Linked DNA regions of Homo sapiens: region 1 is linked to region 2. Evidence: read pairs that join two places in POLR2A ChIA-PET (ENCODE). Cell type or tissue: Panc1. All regions are shown on one strand. Links, peaks and the distances in the headings refer to the core of each region. The heading gives the core; the rest is flanking DNA.

Region 1 (10,938 bases), core at 1,750-9,749, 260 kb before region 2:
CTTTTTAAGGGATTTATGGTCAATGAGAAATAAAAATAAAATCCTAAGCCTCCCAAATGACTGAACGGACTATTTCTTGGCCAACGGGACTCCAGTGAAACCTTGGAAGCTGCATTCTCAGCCAAGACTGAATGGGGAGGTCGGACACACCTCATTAGAGCACAGATTGGTTCTGTCCAGTCTATGGAGAATGCGCGGTGAGGATTTCCATGACCTTTCCCCCACTTTTTGACTTCAGAGGACTGAAAATTCCATTCTTGGGCCGGGTGCGGTGGCTGACGCCTGTAATCCCAGCACTTTGGGAGCCCCAGGCCGGTGGATGGCTTGAGGTCAGGAGATCAAGACCAGCCTGGCCAACATGGCGAAACCCCATCTCTACTAAAAATACAAAAATTGGCCAGGCATGGTAGTGCGTGCCTGTAATCTCATCTACTCGGGAGGCTGAGGCAGGAGAATGGCGTGAACCCGGGAGGCGGAGCTTGCAGTGAGCCGAGATTGCGCCACTGCAGTCCGCAGTCCGGCCTGGGCGACAGAGCGAGACTCCGTCTCAAAAAAAAAAAAAAAAAAAAAAAAAAAAAGAATCGCTTGAACCTGGGAGGCGGAGGTTGCAGTGAACCGAGATCGCGCCATTGCAATATAGCCTGGGTGACAAAGCCAGACTCCTTCTCAAACAAACAAACAAGCAAACACTCCATTCTTGTATCAATGCTAACACCACCGTTTTGGGAACGTGGTTCCCATGGAGAGGCATGACGCTCAGTTGCACATGCACATGTTCCTCCTCTCATAATTATTCATCACTCCTCCTATACCTCATTGAATATGTATATTTGGCCACCCTGCTCACCATACATTCCTGTCTTATTCTTTCCACCGTTGAAGTGTCTGTTTCCGGGCCCTGGCTGGATGCTATGCCTCCCGGCTCATAAGAATGGCCACCCTACAGGATGCAAACTTGTAAGAGAAATAAAACTCTCCTTTCTGAATTATGAACTTCACCATTCTTCTGTTGACATTTGTTTCTATGTTGAGCAATGAAGTGATATCAAAAATTACTAATATAGTGTAAGGGAGAAAACACAATTTCTTTTTTTTTTCTTTTCTTTTTTTTTTTCTTCCATTTTTAGGTTCTTAGTTGAGACACTCTCCTAAAAACAAAAGTCAGATTAAAAAGAGGAAAACAAGCAGAAGTTCATTAGTGGATGCTGCGCCCACCATGCAAGACAGGCCTCAGTTTAAAAGTATTACTCAAGCTAGCTTGGGGCCTAGATTAAATACTATATTAACAAAGAGCCATAAATCCTACACAGTGACAAGACAAAGGAAAGAGTGGCTCCAGTCTTTTAAAAGGCAGGAAAATGTGGGAAGATCATAAAATCTGTTCCCCGAGTCCTCTGGTGCCCGCTGATGCCCTCTCTGGACCCATAAGCAAGTGCTGTCCCCAGTAAGGAAGGAAGAGTTTGCCACCAGGCAAATGGAGGCTGGGGCAGAGTGTTCCTCTGTGTTTTCAGTGTCTTTGACTTAACTCCTCAAAATTTTGGGGAGAAATATTTTAGGTTTTTTAAATGGCATTACAAAGTTCAAGCTATTTTGGCATTTAGTAGATACTCGCTACAAGTTGGGAGAATTACGTTTATTTCATTTTTTAAAAGTGTCTTAAGTGCCTATTATGTGACAGACACTGTGCTAGGTAGGGCAAGAAAGCATGGTGAACAAGACAGAGATTTCTACTTTCAGTAAGTTTTTATTCTGAGGAACTGTATTCGTTAGAGTTGGATAACGACCATAACAAAAACACATAAATACTCAATTCTCAGTGGCTTAGCACAATAAAAAATGCATTCTTCACCAAGTTCATCTTAGAATAGTGTGGATTGCTGAGAAGACAGGTATTCTGTTCCATGCAGTCCTTCAGGATCCCAGCCTCCTTCCATATTTTTTTATGTCCACAAAGTCTTCTCCATTAAGCCAGCAGATTAAGAAAGAGAAAGCCAGGAGATTGCACAGGTAGTTTTTATGGCCAAGCTTGAAAGTGGTATACACTACTTTACTCACATTCCATTGACCAGACTCAGTCACATGGCCACACCTAACTGCAAAGGGGATTGAGAAAGGTAGCACACAAGAAAAGAAAACATGATTTGGTGAACATGTAACAGCCTGTACTGCAGGAAACAGAATAAATAAGTGGATATAATCCAGTGTGGTAACTGCTGTAACATGGGGAGGTAGAGTGCCTGATAACATAGAAGAAGGATACCCAACCCAGATGGGGTTTAGGCAGGGAGAATATCTGTACGAACTGATGTCTAAGCTGGAGCAGAAAAAAAAAGTCCATTTCTCTTTAGAATAGTGTAACTTGTTCACTAATGAGATACCCCTTGCATGAACAATTTGTTTAAATCCAAAAACACTTTTTTACAAGGTAACCATTAGAAAACAATAAGCCCTTTTAATGGGTTGCTCTGGTTCCCTGCTTTAAGAAATAGCATAATGTGGCATACACTATTGACTGTCCAATAGCCGTTCCTTCCTTCTTCCTTGATAAGAAAATGCCAGTTTTCTTCAGCCATTAGTCAACAATGTGTTCTAGGAAAATGGGCTCTAGGAAATGGGCTATAATTGGTCTAAGCCAACCATGGTAATCCAATCCACCTTTCATTCATTCAACAAATATTTAATAAGCTCCTGCTATGTGCCAGTCTGTTCCAAGTGCTGATTGTCTTTACCAATTATAGGCATGGAGTGGGCATGTGGCCCAACTCCAGACACTGAGAGGTAAGGGAAGACTGCTAAGGAGCTTCTGGGAAAAGGCTTTTCCTCTGTGATAAAATAAAATGAGAGATGCCTGAAAATAAAGCCAGGACCTTTCCTGTGTTTGGATGATGTCATGTAGGATGTGATGCTTGGAACTGGAGCAATCATCTTGGGACCATGAGGAGAAAGAGAAGAGAATCCCAGAAAGGATGATTGAGAGCTCTGGCCTAGTCAGGCTGTTGAATTAACTGAACCTGGAATGACCTACAGAAAAACAAAAAACCTGATATGCCACTTTCAGTTGAGTATTCAGTCACTTGTAGCAAAAAGTATCTTAACAAGTATGCATGATTTTGAATTTTGTTTTCATTGTTTGTTGTGGATTAGAATGGGTGAATTTTCTTTTTTTTTTCTTTCTTTCCTTCTTTCTTTCTTTCTTTCTTTCTTTCTTTCTTTCTTTCTCTTTTCTTTCTTTCTCTCTTTCTTGCTCTGTCTTTCTTTCTTTCCTTTGTTTTCTTTTTTTGAGGTGGGGTCTCACTCAGTCACCCAGGTTAGAGTGTAGTGGCACGAGCTCGACTCACTGCAACATCTGCCCCCTGGGCTCAAGTGATCTTCCCACCTTAGCCTCCCAAGTAGCTGAGACCACAGGTGTGCACTGCCACACCCAGCTAAATTTTTTTTTTTTTTGCATTTTTGGTAGAGATGGGGTTTCTCCCTGTTTCCCAGGCTGGTCTCCAACCCCTGAGCTCTGGATATCCATCTGCCTCAGCCTCCCAAAGTGCTGGGATTATAGGCATGAGCCACCATACCCAGCCTTGGTGAATATTTCAATAAATGGATGAAGAATCTGACTTTTTCATTTTCTTCCTAGCTGTGTTGTTGATCCTACAGGAATTTCTGTCCTAGGCATCTTTGTGGACAACAATCATATTCCATTATCTTGTTGGCGGCCCCTTTGGCCACTGCAGATTCCCTGTTGGAAGCTGATGTGTTTGGAGCAAAGTCGCATTCTCTATTCTGGATGAGGTTATCTTTCTCTAGGTCCCCTACCTGTGGCCCCTCAGGGAGGACTTCCAAATGAGGCTGTTTGTTTGTTTGCTTTTAATGTAGAAGAGGCGTCTCCTCATTTGAAGAGTCAGCTTTCTTTCTGTGAACCTCGTCAGCCTCCCTCTCTCCTCTCTCTCTTTCCTCCTCTTTTGTTTTTTTGTTTTTTTTCCCCCACCATGCAATGAGTTGGGCTGTGAGCTATACTTTGTGGCTGGTGAGATTTTTGGAGGCCTCCCCGAACCTTGTGTCCCCTCTCGAACCTCATCTTGAGTTGTAATCCCCAGGTGTTGAGGGAGGAATTAGGTGGGAAGTGATTGGACCATGGAATTGGTTTCCCCCATGCTGTTCTCATGATAGTGAGTGAGTTCTCATGAATCTGATGGTTTGGTAAGGCAGTTTTCCCTGCTCTTGCTAGCTCTGTCTTATCTGCCGCAATGTAAAGAACGTCTTTGCTTCCCCTTTGCCTTCCGCCATGACTGTAAGTTTCCTGAGGCCTCCTTAGCCATGTGGAATTGTGAGTCAATTAAACCTCTTTTCCTTATAAATTACCCAGTCTCAGGTAGTACCTTTGTAGCAGTGTGAGAATGGACTAATACACTTGTTCAAAACAGAAACCTGGCAAACTTCATGCCCTAATTTAGAACTTTCTGCCTGAACTCAGTGGAAGCCCAGCTGAGGAATTAATTGGTATGTCAATAATACTTGAACTGAATATTGAAAATATTTTGGAATAAGCTTTAATTTTGGAATAAGTAGGTCAAATAGCTTTTTACTGGAATGATTTGGCCTAGATTCACAGATATTTTGGATGCCACTGCTTCTCACTATCTTGATGATGACAACAAAGGGGATATCTTTTCTATGCACTGTGAGACTTGGGTGCTAGTGCATGTTCGCTCTGCTTATAATCTAAAAGATCATCCTTTGGGACTTACATGTCTTTCCATTTCTTATGTTATTGGCTGTTTTGACTAGTAGCTATCATTTGAGGAAGAAGGATTGGATAGGTCAGGATATTGACAGAAAATAGATGGCAGAGGTAATTGAAGGCAGTTTAATGAAGGAACTCTACAAAGGTATGAAGAATATTAAGGGACACCAACAAGGGATAGTGAAGCATTGGGGCTAACAACAGTTACCACCTCTAGGCTTGGGTCAAAGGGAGGGTCAAGGGGAAGAAGATGTTACCAAAAGCTGGAGAGACCTGTAGCTGTGTAGAGGGCCCTCCTGATAGAGGCCATTGTCTTGAGAAGAAGAACGTAGTCACTGCTAAACTGCAAGTCTAGAAGCCCAGAGCTGCAGCAGATTTGAGGGAGTTGGAAATAAACCACTGCTTTGAAAACACTAAGACTGGAGGTTTTTTGTTAGTGCAGTTAAACCTAGTATTTCCTGAATAATGCAGAGACTCAGGCTCTTTCTGCATGGTTGTCCTCCAACCCTAAGGTGTTGCTGTCACCCATGCAGCTTCGACAGTAAGATGGCTCATTACTATGCTTGCATTCTAGGAAGTGGGAAGGAGAAACAAGAAAGCATACTTATTCCTTTTAGAGGCATGACCCTGAAGTGCACATATTACTTTCTTGGCCACACGTAATGTTCTAGTTATCTATTGCTGCATAACGAATTATCCCAAAGCTTAGCAGATTAAAACAACAAACATTTATGATATCAAATAATTTCAGGAGCAGCTTAGCTGAGTGGTAGTGGCTAAGGCGCTGCAGTTATCTGAAGGCTCAACAGGGTCTGGAGGATGTACTTCTAAGCTTACTTACTTGGTTGTTGGCAGAGCTCACCTCCTCACTGGCTGTTGTCAGGAGGCCTCTGTTCTTTGCCACATGAGCTTCTCAACATGTAGAGCTGCTCAACATGCTTCTCCCAGAGCAAGTAATCCCAGGGGGAAGAGAGAGAGAGAGAGAGAGAGAGAGAGAGATAGAGAGAAAGCTTAGTGTCCTTTAGAACCTAATCTCAGAAGTGACCTAGAAGTATTTCTGCTTAATTGTGTTAGTCAATTCTGTGGCACAATGTACCAATTCTGTGGCACAATGTGGGCAGGGACTATGCAGAGGTGTGAATACCAGGAGGCAGAGATTGTTGGAGGCATCTTGGGGGCTGGCTAAAAACCTGACTATAAAGTAAGTGAGAAAACGTAGACTTTAGACACGCAGCCATCTCCCAGATAAAACTACTGAAAGAAGGGAAAAAGAGCTAGGGGACAATCAGAATTCTCTCCCTTAACCTGCCCTTCTAGCTACATAAATACACATATGTAGTCTCCTTTTCATACATGAATACATGAAATGAAACTATTTCTCTAGATTACAGTTCCTGTGCCCCTGAGGATTCTTCCTCTTAGGGTCACTATCCCAGGACACTTGACTTCTTCACTCCCAGAGAATGCCAAGTTTCTATCTAAAGAGCTTTTTTTTTTTTTTTTTTTTTTTTTTTTTTTACAGGAGTGGGAAGAGAGAGCTTCTATCTGGAAGAAGAAAGAAAGAAGAAAGAAACGCCTTCTGCATTACTAATCTGGAATGCTAGGGCTGATTCATATGAACCATGAGTCAGTTTGTCATTGCATTTAGTAGTTGGATGAGTTATATAAGTTGAGATTCAAATAAACGTTTCTTATGTTTTTCTAAGTTTAGTTGGCAGACTCTTCTAAGAAGCCACATTGATATTTGTTTACAGGAGCACATTCCTCATGCAGCAGCACTCACTATCTGTAATGATACAATTGTCTTGGTGAAGGTAAAGGAGAGGGTCTCTAGGAACCTTTGCTCCTCTGTTTCTATAATTGTTTCTATAGAGCTCACCAGGCTCATAATGCCAGGTTTCATAAAACCAAAAATCTTATCTCCTGCCTTGCCAATATAAGCTGTGGCTGATGTCCCGGATCCTTGCCTGACTTGTGTCCACTTCACTACCTCTTAGCACGTCCATCATGGGAAAAGAATGTGAAATTTCAAATTATTTGTATTATTACCACAATTGTTATTAGTCACTCTGACATTGAGTTGAGACAAGGATACATTTGAACAGTTGATATGAGGTTTTTTTTTTTTTTTTTTTTTTTTTTTGAGACGGAGTCTCGCTCTGTGGCCCAGGCTGGAGTGCAGTGGCGCAATCTCGGCTCACTGCAAGCTCCGCCTTCCGGGTTCACGCCATTCTCCTGCCTTAGCCTCCCGAGTAGCTGGGACTACAGGCGCCCACCATCACGCCTGGCTATTTTTTTTTGTATTTTTAGTAGAGACGGGGTTTCACCGTGTTAGCCAGGATGGTCTCGATCTCCTGACCTCGTGATCCGCCCGCCTTGGCCTCCCAATATGAGGTTTTTAAAGGACCTTTCAGTGGACAATAGAAGATGTGGAACAAAGTTTACACATGAGGACCAGAGTTGAGAGAGAGTAGCAAAAAGTCTCCAAGAAGGTAACAGGCCAGGTGCAGTGGCTCACACCTGTAATCCCAGCACACTGGGAGATGAGGCAGAAAGATTACTTGAGCCCAGAAGTTCGTGACCAGCTTGGGCTGTCAAGAAAGAAAAAAAATAGCCACGTGTGGTGGCAGGTGCCTGTAATCCCAGCTACTCTGAAGGCTAAGGCAGGAGGATCCCTTGATCCAGGGAGATCAAGGCTGCAGTGAGCTATGATTGCACCACCATATTCTATGTAGCCTGGGTGACAAAGCAAGATTATGTCTCTATTTGTTTTTTAATTTTAAATTTTGAAATAGAGATGAGGTCTCACTATTGCCCAGGCTGGTCTCAAAGTCCTGGGCTCAAGCGATCTGCCCACCTCAGCCTCCCACAGTTCTGGGATTACAGGTGTGAACCACCATGCCCAGCTGAGACCTTTTCTCTTAAAAAAAAAAAAAAAAAGAGGGTAACTTATCTGCCATACATTTGTATATAGTTTTAAAAATTATGTAACCCCTTGAGGTCCATAAATTCTCCACTTGTCAGGGGTTATCTTTTCTTTTAGTATGTAAAAATAATTTTTCTCAAGTTCCCATTGGCTGAGAAAAATCTAGTGCTACTTCTGGTTACCTCTTACTATGAATCTCTGGTTCCCCTATATTCTTAATTACACTAGGGGCTGAGATTCCTCCCTCCATGCACTTCTCTCTTCCTTTATTTGCTCTCCCATTAGTAAGGGCTCTTTTTTATTACAAATGACAGATACACTGAGAAAGGGATTCACTAGTTCACAGAGCCAGGAAGGCTGGGGTAGCCCAGGGAAGAGTGGGAACCAAGGCCTCAGGACTTTCTCATTCCCATCTGCCTGGCTTCATTCCCTCCCTTTACAGAATGGCTTTCTCCATGAGTCCGAGTCAAAGGCTACCTGCAGCCCCAGCCCTCCATCTTCACAACTCTCCATGAAAGGTGACAATGTAGAACCATCTCTCCAGGTCCAATTGCAACAATTCTGGCAAAGGACTTTGGCCCAGCCTAGGCAACATAGTGAGATCCCATCTCAAGAAAAAAAAAAAATTAGCCAGGTATGGTGGTGCATGCCTGTAGCCCAAGCTACTAGAGAAGTTAAGGTAGGAGGATCCCTTGAACCTGGGAGGTCGAGAGCCCATACTTGGTTCAGTTCATGTATGCCAAGGGTTATGACGCTGTCATTGGCCAGCCTGGGTCTAACTGTCATGGGGGGAGAAATCTGGGGAACTGTGATTAACGGCTCTATCAGGACCACATGAAGTAGAAGTAGTTCCCCAAATGTGAAGGTGCTATTACCAGAAAAGAGGCAGACAGAAGCCAGCACTTTCACTGTCTACGGCCTCCTGCAAGCGCGGCTCAAGCAGATCCTTCCCCAATCCCTAAAGCATCACCAGTACAAGGCCATTTTGTGAGACAGAGCTGTTGGGAAGGTTGAAGACAGCAAAAAACAATTACAGCATAGTGACAGCAAGCCCAGCACTGTATAGATAGTCATTGAAAATAGAACATTTGATATTTTAAAGTTCCTAAGCCCAGTCCACCAGCCTCTCACTGGTGCCTTCTGGGTCAGCTGACATTGTGCCTGCCGTCCCTTACCAAATCGTTCTCCTCCACCTCTCCATTCTCCAAGTGCCCATGGATCCTAAACGTCATCCTACCTGAATCTCCGTGGGACAAATGGTATTTTATTGTGCACAGCCACTGAGTTCTTTTTTCCTCGTCTTCTAGACCTATATTTCACAGCCCCCAAAACTATTAAGATGTTTTCCTAGGCCGGGTGTGGTGGCTTATGCCTATAATCCCAGCACTTTGGGAGACTGAGGCGGGCAGGCCACCTGAGGTCAGGAGTTCCAGATCAGCCTGGCCAACATGGTAAACGCCTGTCTCTATTAAAAATACAAAAATTGGCTGGGTGTGGTGGCATGCGCCTATAATCCCAGCTACTGGGGAGGCTGAGGCAGGAGAATCGCATGAACTCGGGAGGCAAAGGTTGCAGTGAGCCGAGATTTGAGCCATTGCACTCCAGTCTGGGCAATAAGAGCAAAACTTCATCTCAAATAAAAAAAAAAAATATGTTTTCCTGAACAAGACAGCCAATTTTTTCCTTAGGAAGCATCCTTCCATCCTCTCAGAACAATGGTTCAATCTGCTGCTAGCTTCTGAATTAAGTTCTTCTCCCTGTTGCATGTGTATTTATGCATAGAAAACATGCCTTCCCCCAATATGATATAGCATAATATTAAGGTTAGTAAGACGTTACCTCTGTGTGGTGGGATCATGGGTAATTTTTTACAGTGTTTTAAACATTTATTAGTTTCATTAGGCAGGGGTTTCCCTCTCCCTAATTTTTGGAGCCCGATCATGTGTAATTTTTATGAGTTTTGTTGGTTTTATCATTTCTTTCTTTTCTTTTTTTGCTTATTTCTATTTCTACAATGAACAACTGAAAATGGTACAAGGCAAGAAAGGAGTGAAGAACAGAACCTGCTGCTTAAGTCCCTTTTATCAAGAAATGCAAAAGCCTTCCCCAAAGGCTTTTTGACCTCCCGCCTTTGACCTGATCCTTGTTGGATAGACTGTGTCATGTGACCACACAGCCTCAAGGGAGAATGGAAAAGAGAGGATTTAATGTTTCCAGCCCTTACAGTCTCATGAAAGAAGTGTGACAACAGAGAAGGGGCTTGGGTATGATGATGGGTCCAGCTAACCTACAGTGTCTGCAACTGCACACCTAGGATACAAGGTGGAGACAGAGGGCACTGTGCAGTTTTTCTGAGTCTAGGGTGGGCATTATTGTTTTGGTGTATGACCCTGGGTGTCCAAAAGAGACTCCTGACAATAAAACTTAGAGTTCTGCGTTCTTGTGAAGACTTATCTCAGGCATCAAAGTAAACCTTGCCCTGTCTGTTAGTACTTTGTAGCAGTAGCAATTATTATGACTATTTACAAAGTGCTTTTTAAAAATTTAGTAGAATGTTGCTATCCCTGTTTCACAGTTGAAAAAGCAAACTCAAGGAGATTAGTACTGGTAACATACTTGCATTTAAAAGGACACTGAACCCTCATTCCCTCCCATCACATGCCATTCAAGGACTCTAGACTATTGGGCAGAGGAAGTGATTCTTTTACCATAAATGGGGCTTCTGGGCCCAAGTTAAAGGCACACTCTCTGCCCAGCTGGTTTTGTCCTGGATTGTTCTTTTTTTTTTTTTTTTTTTTTTTAACAGGGTCTCAATCTGTCATCCAGGCTGGAGTGCAGCAGCATGATCTCAGCTCACTGCAGCCTCTGCCTCCCAGGCTCAAGCAATCCTCCCACCTCAGCCTCACATGTGGTTGGACTACAGGTGCATGCCACCAGTCTCCACTAATTTTTGTATTTTTAATGGAGACAGGGTTTCACCATGTTGTCCAGGCTGGCCTTGAACTCCTGGGCTCAAGTGATCTGCCTGCCTCAGCCTCCCAAAGTGCTAGGATTACAAGTGTGAGCCACCGTGCCTGGCTGTTGCTCTGGATTGTTCTTGAATCATCTCTCTAGTGTGTTGGAAAGACTTCTGACCTGGATCTTAGACCTGGTTTAGTATTCCTCTCATTGCCTGACATGGACCAATCACCATACTCAGTCTGCTTTGTCCACAATTTAGATCCCCACTACTTAGGTTGCAGGAGAGGATGCTAGATATGAGTCTGTTTTGCTCAGA
Region 2 (10,938 bases), core at 1,870-9,869:
CACCATCCTAGCATTATTTTCTTAGCATACTTCCTTCTACATGCTCACATATTTTGATATTATCACAGCCACATAAGTTAATATTTTGTCTTCTGTTTTGATCATTTAATATTATAAACACATAAACATATTTTTTAGTATTTTAAATAATTGTCCTATTTAATGGCTGATAATATTTTTTTCTTGTTGATGTACCATGGGTTATTTTGTTTTATGGTTTCTGGGTTTTTTTTGAGACAGGGTTTTGCTCAGTCACCCAGGCTCAGGCTGAAGTACCGTGGGGCCATCATGGCTCATTGGAGCCTTGACCTTCTGTGCTCAAGAGATCCTTCCACCACCTCAGCCTCCCTAGTAACTGGGACTACAGGCACACATCACCACACCTGGCTACTTTTTGTATATTTTGTAGAGACTGGGTTTTACCATGTTGCTCAGGCTGGTCTTGAACTCCTGGACTCAAGTAATCCACCTGCCTAGGCTTCCCAAAGTGCTGGGATTACAGGCATGAGCCACCACATCCCTCCAATGAATTGTTAATCTAATCCCTTAATGTGTATTTTAAAATTGTTTGCCTTGAGAACTGAAACTAACTTTCTTGTCTCTGTGCTATATTCTGTGAACAAACATTTTCCTCTTCCTGTGCTAAACAATTCTCGGATTAGGCAAAAATAACTTAGCTATTTGTTCTATGAAATTTTTGCTGATGGAAGATGTCACTGTGAACCAACTAAAATAGTTAGTTTAGGACCAGACAAGGTGGCTCATGCATGTAATCCCAGCATTTTGGGAGGCCAAAGCAGGCAGATCACTTGAGCTAAGGAGTTTGAGACCAGCCTGGTCAACATGGCAAAACCCTGTCTCTACTAAAAATACAAAACTTAGCCAGGCATTGTGGCACAAGCCTGTAATCCCAGCTACTTGGAAGGTTGAGACAGGAGAATCGCTTGAACCGAGGAGAGTGGAGATTGCAGTGAGCTGAGTTCATGCCACTGCACTCCAGCCTGGGTGACAGAATGAGACTCCGTCTCAAATAAATAAATAAACAAATAAATAAATAAAATAGTTTATCAAAATTAACAACTTGGCCAGGTGTGGTGACTCACACCTATAATCCCAACACTTTGGGAGGCCAAGGTGGAGGGATCCCTTGAGTCCAGAGTTCAAGTCCAACCTGGGCAACATAGCAAGACCCTGTCTCTAAAATAATGATAATATGGCCAGTCTTAGTGGCTCGCACCTGTAATACCAGCACTTTGGAAGGCTAAGGTTGGGAGGATTGCTTGAACCCAGGGGTTTAAGATCAGCTTGGGCAATATAGCTTGTCTGTACAAATATATATATATATTTTAATTAGCTGGGCAGGGTGTCATGTGTTTATTTTTATTTATTTATTTTCTTGAGACAGCGTCTCACTCTGTCATCCAGGCTGGAGTGCAGTGGCGTGATCTCGGCTCACTACACCCTCCGCCTTCTGGGTTCAAGCGATTTTCCTGCCTTAGCTTCTGGAGTAGCTGGGATTACAGGTGCACGCCACCACGCCCGGCTAGTTTTTGTATTTTTAGTAGAGACGGGGTTTCACCATGTTGGCCAGGCTGGTCTCAAACTCCTGACTTCAGGTGATCTGCCCACCCAGGCCTCCCAAAGTGCTGGGATTACAGGCATGAGCCACCGTGCCAGGCAGTGTCACGTGTTGAGAGGCAAGAGGATCATATGAGCCTGGGAAGTGGAGGTTGCAGTGAGTTGAGATCCCACCACTGCACTCCAGCCTGGGTGACAGAGTGATACCTTGTCTCAAAAATAATAACAATAAGAATAATGATTGCATCTGCAAAGGCTGGCATGTGTGGCTGGAGTTTAGTGAGTGTGAGAAAAGGAAGTGATATGGTAGGAGACGTAACGGAATAGTAGGGAGAGATGCATAATTTAGAATACCAGTTGATAAATGACTTAATTGTGGCTAGAAATCAAAATACTGGGAAGGGCATATTATTAACCATTAAGTTACTTGATGAGTAGGGACTGTTTTTTTTTGTGTGGTTTTTTTTTTTGAGACAGAGTCTCACTCTGTTGCTCAGGCTGGAGGGCAGTGGCACAATCTTGGTTCACTGCAATCTCCATCTCACAGGTTCAGTTGATTCTCCTGCCTCAGCCTCTCAAGTAGCTGGGATTACAGGCACCCGCCACCATGCCCAACTAATTTTTGTATTTTTAATAGAGATGGAGTTTCACCATTTTGGCCAGTCTAGTCTCTTGACCAGCTTGAACTCCTGACCTCAGGTGATCCATCCCCCTCGGCCTCCCAAAGTGCTGGGATTACAGGTGTGAGCCACCGAGCCCAGCCTTTTTTTGGTTTTTTGAGACAGAGTTTGGCTCTTGTTGCCCAGGCAGGAGTGCAATGGCACAATCTCGGCTCACTGCAACCTCTGCCTCCTGGGTTCAAGCGATTCTCCTGCTTCAGCCTCCCTAGTAGCCAGTATCACAGGCCTGCGCCACCACGCCTGGCTAATTTTTGTATTTTTAGTAGAGACAGGGTTTCACCATGTTGGCCTGGCTGGTCTCGAACTTCTGACCTCAGGTAATCCACCTGCCTCGGCCTCCCAAAGTGCTGGGATTACAGGCTTGAGCCACTGTGCCCAGTCGAGTATGAACTTCATGTCAGGAGAGATAAAGAATCTTGACATTTGGCTGGTCGCAGTGGCTCACGCCTGTAATTGGGAGGCAGAGGCGGGTGGATCACTTGAGGTCAGGTGTTTGAGCCCAGCCTGGCCAACATGGTGAAATCCCATCTCTACTAAAAATACAAAAAGTAGCCAGGCATGGTGGCTCACGCCTGTAGTCCCAGCTACTTGGGAGGCTGAGGCAGGAGAATCGTGTGAACCCGAGAGGTGGAGGTTGCAGTGAGCCAAGATCGTGCCACTGCACTCCAGCCTAGGTAACAGAGCGAGATTCTGTCTCAAAAAAAACAAAACAGAACAAAACAAAAACTTGACATTTATCTAAGCCATGAAAAATCTGAGTGAACTATCCTTGTCCTAAACCTACATTATGCATCTCTGTCTACCAGATTCAGTGTCTCAATAATCGTTAGACAATTTTAGGTGAATAGTGTCCAATTTTTCTTTTTTTTCTTTTTTGAGACAGAGTTTCTCTCTTGTCGCCCAGGCTGCAGTGCAGTGGTGCGGTCTGGGCTCACTGCAACCTCTGCCTCCTGGGTTCAAGTGATTCTCCTGCCTCAGCCTCCCAAGTAGCTGGAATTACAGGCACTCACCACAATGCCCAGCTAATTTTTGTATTTTTTAGTAGAGATGGGGTTTCACCATGTTGGCAAGGCTGGTCTTGAACTCCTGATCTCAAGTGATGCACCCGCCTCTGCCTCCCAAAGTGGTGGGATTATAGGTGTGAGCCACTGCGCCTGGCCTAATAATGCTCAATGTTTCACCTTCTTTTTTGTCTTTATAGATTACATGCAGACTAGCTTCTTATGGAAATACGTTATTTCTTCTTAGTATAATCCAGGAATTTAGACTTCAACTTCATCCCAATTCTTGCACTTCATTAGTTTACAGTTTGTCTGTGACATCCATGCTTATGATTGGATTGTAGTGCTATTGGTTGTGCTTTGCTGAGAGACTTGATCCCTGCTGTTTTTTTTTTTTTTTTGAGACGGAGTCTCACTCTGTTGCCCAGGCTGGAGTGCAGTGGCGAGATCTGGGCTCACTGCAGCCTCCACCTCCCGGGGTCAATCGATTTTCCTACCTCAGCCTCCTGAGTAGCTGGGACTACAGGCGCCCTCCACCATGCCTGGCTAATTTTTGTATTTTTAGTAGAGACAGGGTTTCACCATACTGGACAGGCTGGTCTTGAAGTCCAGACTTCGTGATCCGCCTGCCTCAGCCTCCCAAAGTGCTGGGATTACAGGCATGAACCACTATGCCCAGCCTTTTTTTTTTGAAACAGAGTCTCACTCTGTCGCCATGCTGGAGTGCAGTGGCACAATCTCGGGGAGATTACAGTTGTGAGCCACTGTGCCTGGCCAGATCCCTGCTTTTTAAATACCTCTTTGGAGCAAGCCACACCCATATGTAAAAGGGTGTCTGTACCCCATTGATCCTGTGCACTTCATCTTCAGTATTCTTTTGCTCCAACTCCGGCTGGTGTGCCATCTTGGTTTAGCTGTTTTTCCTGCATTGATTCTTCTGCCTTTTCATCTTTCACGAGGATCAGTTACCCTGCCTTTCATGGACTGACACATTAGGGATGACCTTAAGGTAACTGATCTCTGTACTTTGGACTCTCCCCATGTAAACTGTGCCATGGCTGCATCGTTTCTGGCAAAACAAACTCCACCTCCTCCTTGAAGCTTGCTCAAGACTACTAGCTGGAAGCAAATTCTTCAAACTCTAAAAGCTCTTACTGACTGTGCTTTTACTAAAGCAGGATATATTTTATTTCCTCAACTAGATAATAAGCTGGTGAAAGTCAAAACCCATTTTATACTTCTCTACCCACCTCCTAGCCCCACACCACCCTTGCACCTTAAACAGAGAAGGTGCTGAATAAATACCTGCTGGGCCGGGCGCGGTGGCTCACGCCTGTAATCCCACCACTTTGGGAGGCCGAGGCGGGCGGATCACGAGATCAGGAGATCGAGACCATCCTGGATAACACGGTGAAACCTCGTCTCTACTGAAAATACGAAAAATTAGCCGGGCGTGGTGGCGGACGCCTGTAGTCCCAGCTACTCAGGAAGCTGAGGCAGGAGAATGGCGTGAACCCAGGAGGCGGAGCTTGCAGTGAGCCGAGATCGTGCCACTGCACTCCAGCCTGGGCGACAGAGTGAGACTCCTTCTCAAAAAAAAAAAAAAAAAAAAAAATACCAGCTGGATAAATAGGGTTAAGGATAGGAAGTGACTTTTTAGTATAAATTAATAGAGACTGTATCAGGAGGAAAGACATTCTCAGATATAACATTTTATGAAAGGATTTTGAACACTTTACCAAAACAATGCATATACCTGAAACACTCACACAAAAACTAGTATCTATTGTTTATAGTTTTGTGTTTATTTATTTATTTATTTTCATTTATTTTATTTTTTTTTGAGACAGAGTCTTGCTCCGTGGCCCAAGCTGGAGTGCAGTGGCGCGATCTCGGCTCACTGCAAGCTCTGCCTCCTGGGTTCAAGCGATTCTTCTGCCTCAGTCTCCCGAGTAGCTGGGACTACAGGCACGGGCCACCATGCCCAGCTAATTTTTGTATTTTTAGTAGAGATGGGGTTTCAGCATGTTTGCCAGGCTGGTCTCAAACTCCTGACCCCGTGATCTGCCCACCTCGGCCTCCCAAAGTGCTGGGATTATAGGTGTGAGCCACGGCACCTGGCCTGTTTATTTATTTTTTGAGACAGAGTGTTACTCTGTTGCCCAGACTGAAGTGCAGTGGTGTGATGTCAGCTCACTGCAACCTCCACCTCCTGGATTCAAGCAATTCTTGTGCCTCAGCCTCCTGAATAGCTGGGACCACAGGCCCGTGCTATCATGCCCGGCTAATTTTTGTATTTTTTGTAGAGATGGGGTTTCACCGTGTTGGCCAGGCTGGTCTCAAATTCCTGGCCTCAAGTTACGCACCTGCCTCAGCCTCCCAGTGTGCTGGGATTACAGGCATGAGCCACTGCACCTGGCCTATAGTTCTATTTATTAAAAGTCAGGTTTATTGGGGTATAATTTGTATTCAGTAAAATTTACCCTTGTAAGTAGTTCAGGTTCTTTTTTTTTTTGAGATGGAGTTTCGCCCTTGTTGCCACCACGCCCGGTAGAGATGAGGTTTCTCCATGTTGGTCAGGCTGGTCTTGAACTCCCCACCTCGCCCATCTCGGCCTCCCAAAGTGCTGGGATTACAGGCATGAGCTACCTCGCCTGGCTGTAAGTAGTTTAGTTTTACAAATTTTGAGAAATGTATATAGTTGTGTAGCCATCACCACAGTTGAGATGTTGATTATTACATCACCCCGCTGGCAGAGTGGTGCATGCCTGTAATCCCAGCTACTTGAGGGGCTGAGGGAGAAGGATCTCTTGAGTCCAGGAGTTTGAGGCTGCAGTGAGCTATGATTATGCCACTGCACTCTGGCCTGGGCAACAGAGCGAAACCCTGTCTCTGAATAAATAAATAAATAAGTAAATACAACAATTATGTCACCCCCCAAAATTCCTTTGTGCCCTTTGTAGTCAATCCTCTTCCTTTACCACCAGCCCACGGCAACCACTGATTTGTTTCCATAGCTTGCCTTTCCCTGAATGGTATACACATGGAATTATGAGGTAAGTGGCCTTTTGCATCTGGCTTCTTTCCCTTAGCATAATGCTTTCGAGACTCATCTATGTGGTTGCATGTATCTGTAGTTACTTTATTTTATTATTGAATGAGTCCGGAATACACAGCTGTGGCATAAAAATTATTTTGAGTAGAAGGCCATCTGAGTTCTTGAAATCTCTTATATCCCTGAAAGCAGAGCCTCCCAAAAGAATTCAGTTTTTGTAAATCCCTTCCCAGCAAAGCAACCAGGGACAATTGACTCTTATCACCACTAATGAGAAGTCACTTTCAACCAAGCAAGGTTTGAAGAAAAACAAAAGAAGAGAGAGAAGTCTGCACACCACATCTAAAAGGCATTGTTACAAAACTATCATATCTCCCATCTATTCTCCTAAAGCCCATTTGTCTTTCCAAAAAGTCATTTGTTTTCTCCTAAGTGCCCTTTTCCCTCTCTCCTTCCTCTATTAAGTTGGTATATAGGCCCAGATTCCAACTGCCCCGTGAATCACATTTTTTGATCAAATCTTTTATGTACATTTAATATATGATTAATTGTGTCTTTTCTGGGCTGGGAGCAGTGGCTCATGCCTGTAATCTCAGCACTTTGGGAGGCTGAGGCGGGCAGATAACCTGAGGTCAGGAGTTCAAGACCAGCTTGGCCAACATGGTGAAAGGCTCTCTACTAAAAATGCAAAAATTAGCTGGGTATGGTGCCGGGTGCCTGTAATCTCAGCTACTCCAGAGGCTGAGGCATGAGAATCACTTGAACCTAGGAGGAGGAGGTTGCAGTAGACTGAAATCGCGCCATTGTACTCCAGCCTTGGGGATAGAGAGACTCTGTCTCAAAAAAAAAAAAAAATTTGTCTTTTATGTTGCCAGTATGTCTTTTGTCAATTTGATTTGCATGCCGCCAATGATTAAACCTAAGAGGATAGGCCGGGAGCGGTGGCTCACGCCTGTAATCCCAGCACTTTGGGAGGCTGAGACAATGGGTGGATCGCCTGAGGTCTGGAGTTCGAGACCAGCCTGACCAACATCGAGAAACCCCGTCTCTACTAAAAATACAAAATTAGCCAGGTGTGGTGGCGTGTGCCTGTAATCCCAGCTACTCGGGAGGCTGAGGCAGGCAAATCGATTGAACCCGCAAGTGGAGATGCGGAGGTTGTGGTGAGCCAAGATCATGCCGTTGCATTTCAACCTGGGCAACAAGAGCAAAACTTCATCTCAAAAAACACAAAAAACACAAAAATTAGCTGGGCGTGGTGGTGTGCGCCTGTAGTCCCAGCTACTCAGGAGGCTGAGGCAGAAGAATCGCTTGAACATGGGAGGCAGAGGTTGTAGTGAACCAAGATCGCACCACTACACTCCAGCCTGGGTGACAGAGTGAGATTCTGTCTCAAAAAAAAAAAAAAAAAAAACAACCTAAGAGGATAGAGGAAAAGTTTTTCCTCCCCAACAATATCATTCTATTGAATGGGTAGATACAAATTTGCTTTTCATTCACAGTCTAGACTACTTTTAGGTTGTTTCTAGTTGTTAGACACCTCCCATTTGGGTCTTTAGGTACCACAGGTTTTCAGTTCTCTTGTGTAAATATCTAGGAATGTGATGACTGGATTATATGCTAAGTGTCTATAAGAAAATTCAAGTTTGCAAAAGTGTTGCATTTCCAAAGTTGTTAACAACAGTTTGCATTTCCATCAGCAATATTAGAGTCATAGGCTAGGCAGGCGGTTCACTCCTATAGTCCCAGCACTTTGGGAGGCCAAGGTGGGAGCATCACTTGAGCCCAGGAGTTCAAGACCAGCCTGAAAAATAGTGAGACTATGTCTCCACAAAAAAGAAATTTTAAAAAATTAGCTGGGTGTGGTAGGTCGTACATGTAGTCCCAGCTACTCGGGATGCTGAAGGGGGAGGATCGCTTGAGTCCAGGAGGCAGAGGTTTCAGTGAGCTGAGATCATGACACTGCACTCCAGCCTGGGTGATGCAGCAAGATCCTGTCTCAAGAGAGAAGAGGGAGAGAGAGGAAAAGAGAGAGAGAATTCCAGGTGCTCAGTATCTTTGTCGCATTGTTTTTTTTTTTTTTTTTTTTTGAGACGGCGTCTCGCTCTGTCGCCCAGACTGGAGTGCAGTGGTGCAATCTTGGCTCACTGCAACCTCCGTTTCCCAGGTTCACGCCATTCTCCTGCCTCAGACTCCCAAATGGCTGGGACTACAGGTGCCCACTAACACGCCTGGCTAATTTTTTGGTACTTTTTAGTAGAGACAGGGTTTCACCGTGTTAACCAGGAAGGTCTCGATCTCCTGACCTCGTGATCTGCCCGCCTCGCCCTCCCAAACTACTGGGATTACAGGTGGGAGCCACTGTGCCCGGCTGTAAAGTGCTGTGTTTCGATCTCAGCTTGCTACAACCTCCACCCCCTGGGCTCAAGTGATCTTCCCACCTCAGCCTCCCGAGTAGCTGAGATCACAGGTGCACACCACCACACCTAACTTTTTGTATTTTTGGTAGAGACAGGGTTTTGCCATGATGCCCAGGCTGGTTTTGAACTTCTGACCTCAAGTGATCTGCGCCCCTTGGCCTCCCAAAGTGCTGGAATTATAGGCATGAGAACCGCACCCAGCCCTTGTTGCATTTTATACTTAGCTTTTTAAACTTTTAGCCATTCTAGTAGGTTTAGTGATAATTTTTAGACAAACAAGGAAAATGTACAGGTTCATTAATCTAGGAAACATTTATGCATAAAGCCAGTGCCTGGCTTTAGCTTTGGGTTGATACACTTTGCCAGAAGTTTGATTTTATTTACTGTGTCAGGAATATCAGCATGTTGAGAACACACAACACAGTTTCTTGTCTCTAGACCCTCTCAGACAGATGAGAAAGACATGGGAAAGAAAACAGGCGCAAGAGTATACTTATGGCACTTTAGGAGTTCATGTGGGAAGGTTTTAACCTCTCCTTGGGAAGAAGGGAAAGGTTGCCAGAAGTTGTCTTCTGAGTCAAGTCCATATTCCTCTAAATTGATGATTAGCTTTGTAAATTAACATGTCAATGTTGGCTCTTGAGTGTTTTAAATGCCATGGAAGACAATAAGGGCTTCTGCTTCCCAAGCCAGAAGGTAATAAATCTTTTTTTTTTTTTTTCGAGACGTGGTCTTGCTGTGTCACCCAGCTGGAGTGCAGTGGTGTGATCCTGGCTCACTGCAGCCCCAATCTCCTGCACTCAAGCAATCCTCCTACCTCAGCCTCCCAAGTAGCTGGGACTACAGGCACACCTCACCACACCAGCTATTTTTAAAAAATTATTTTTACTAGAGATGAGGTCGCACTGTGTTGCCCAGGCTGGTCTCGAACTCTTGGGCTCAAGTGATCTTTCCACTTCGGGCTCCCTAAGTGCTGGGATTACAGGCGTGAACCACTGGGCCTGGCCCAGAAGGTAATTAATCTTAATATAAAAAGTAGGCTTCAGAGTTATGGAATTGCGGATCTGAAAAGTCCCCCTATCTCAAATATATACATCTCTAAAGCCATTGTACATAGTGGCCCATCAGGCCCCAAAGATTAAAAGATGTTTTCGGGAATAGGGCCAGGGTAGAGCAGAAAGAAGACTGGACAAAGTGTCTGAGAGACATGGAAAGAGCACCGGACTGGCTGGAAATTGAGTCATGGGTCCTACCTCCATCTGTGCCCTAACTACTTGTGCAAACCTGGACAAGCCAAAAGCTTGTAGGCCTGTCTCCTTTTACATATAAAACAAGAGCCTGCACCTCTAAGATCTCTTGCATTTGTGACATTTTGTGGCCTACATAACATTTGGAGGGAGAATTCTGGAAGGAAGGACAATGGTAAAGGCCAGAGAAGAGAGAGGCAGAGCAATGCAGTTGATAGGCTATGTAACTTGTATTTAAACCCATCAAATGGAACGATACCTAAGGTTGAAACATTTTTTTTTTTTTTTGAGATGGAGTTCTGTTCTTGTTGCCCAGGCTGGAGTGCACTGGCACGATCTCTGCTCACGCAACCTCCGCCTCCCAGGTTCAAGCCATTCTCCCGCCTCAGCCTCTTAAGTAGCTGGGATTACAGGCGTGTGCCACCATGCCCAGCTCATTTTGTATTTTTAGTAGAGACAGGGTTTCTCTATGTTGGTCAGGCTGGTCTAGAACTCTCGACTTCAGGTGATCTGCCTGCCTCAGCCTCCCAAAGTGCTGGGATTACAGGCGTGAGCCACCGCACCTGGCCAAAACAGATTGTTAATGATCACCAAGGAATATCCAACCAGAGGCTGATGCGTGAAATCAGGAATGTGCTAGGAATACAATATGCAGAAGAGCAGGCAGGGAGATTTTCACCAGGAGGGTAGAACCCCAAGACCAGGGATCCAGGAGCATTAATTTATTTAACAGTAGTTATTAGGGAGATTCAAGGAGGCAGGCTCATGCTTAACATGAGGGAAGACTGTGATGGGTACTGAACGTTGGGTACCGACATGGGTAAGGATGGTCCCCACTTTGAGAGATTGTGATACCAAGCTAGGATTTTGTAACCATTCATCTAACTAATATTTGTTGAGCAACTAACGAGTTATAGGTGCTGGGGATAAAAAAATGTCTCTGCCTTTCTGGAGCTT

Evidence for each region. ChIA-PET counts read pairs that join two places held together with the same protein. Peaks named below come from ENCODE experiments on the same cell type or tissue, not always from the same donor. Only the 100,000 strongest peaks of a DNase experiment are listed, where the experiment ranks them.
Region 1: POLR2A ChIA-PET joins it to region 2 with 12 read pairs; 3 of 35 experiments call an interaction of 5 or more read pairs at or near these places.

What each region holds. Positions count from the first base shown.
Region 1 is chr4:56,635,242-56,646,179 of GRCh38, forward strand. No RefSeq gene overlaps it. Among named protein-coding and RNA genes, the nearest start is that of HOPX, 41 kb to the right of the region's middle. RefSeq lists enhancers at 416-916, 5,510-6,709. In Panc1, for the core only: no CTCF peak of the experiment used is centred there; DNase peaks (open chromatin) are centred at 6,078 and 6,390.
Region 2 is chr4:56,893,462-56,904,399 of GRCh38, forward strand. No RefSeq gene overlaps it. Among named protein-coding and RNA genes, the nearest start is that of REST, 9.0 kb to the right of the region's middle. In Panc1, for the core only: no CTCF peak of the experiment used is centred there; no DNase peak of the experiment used is centred there.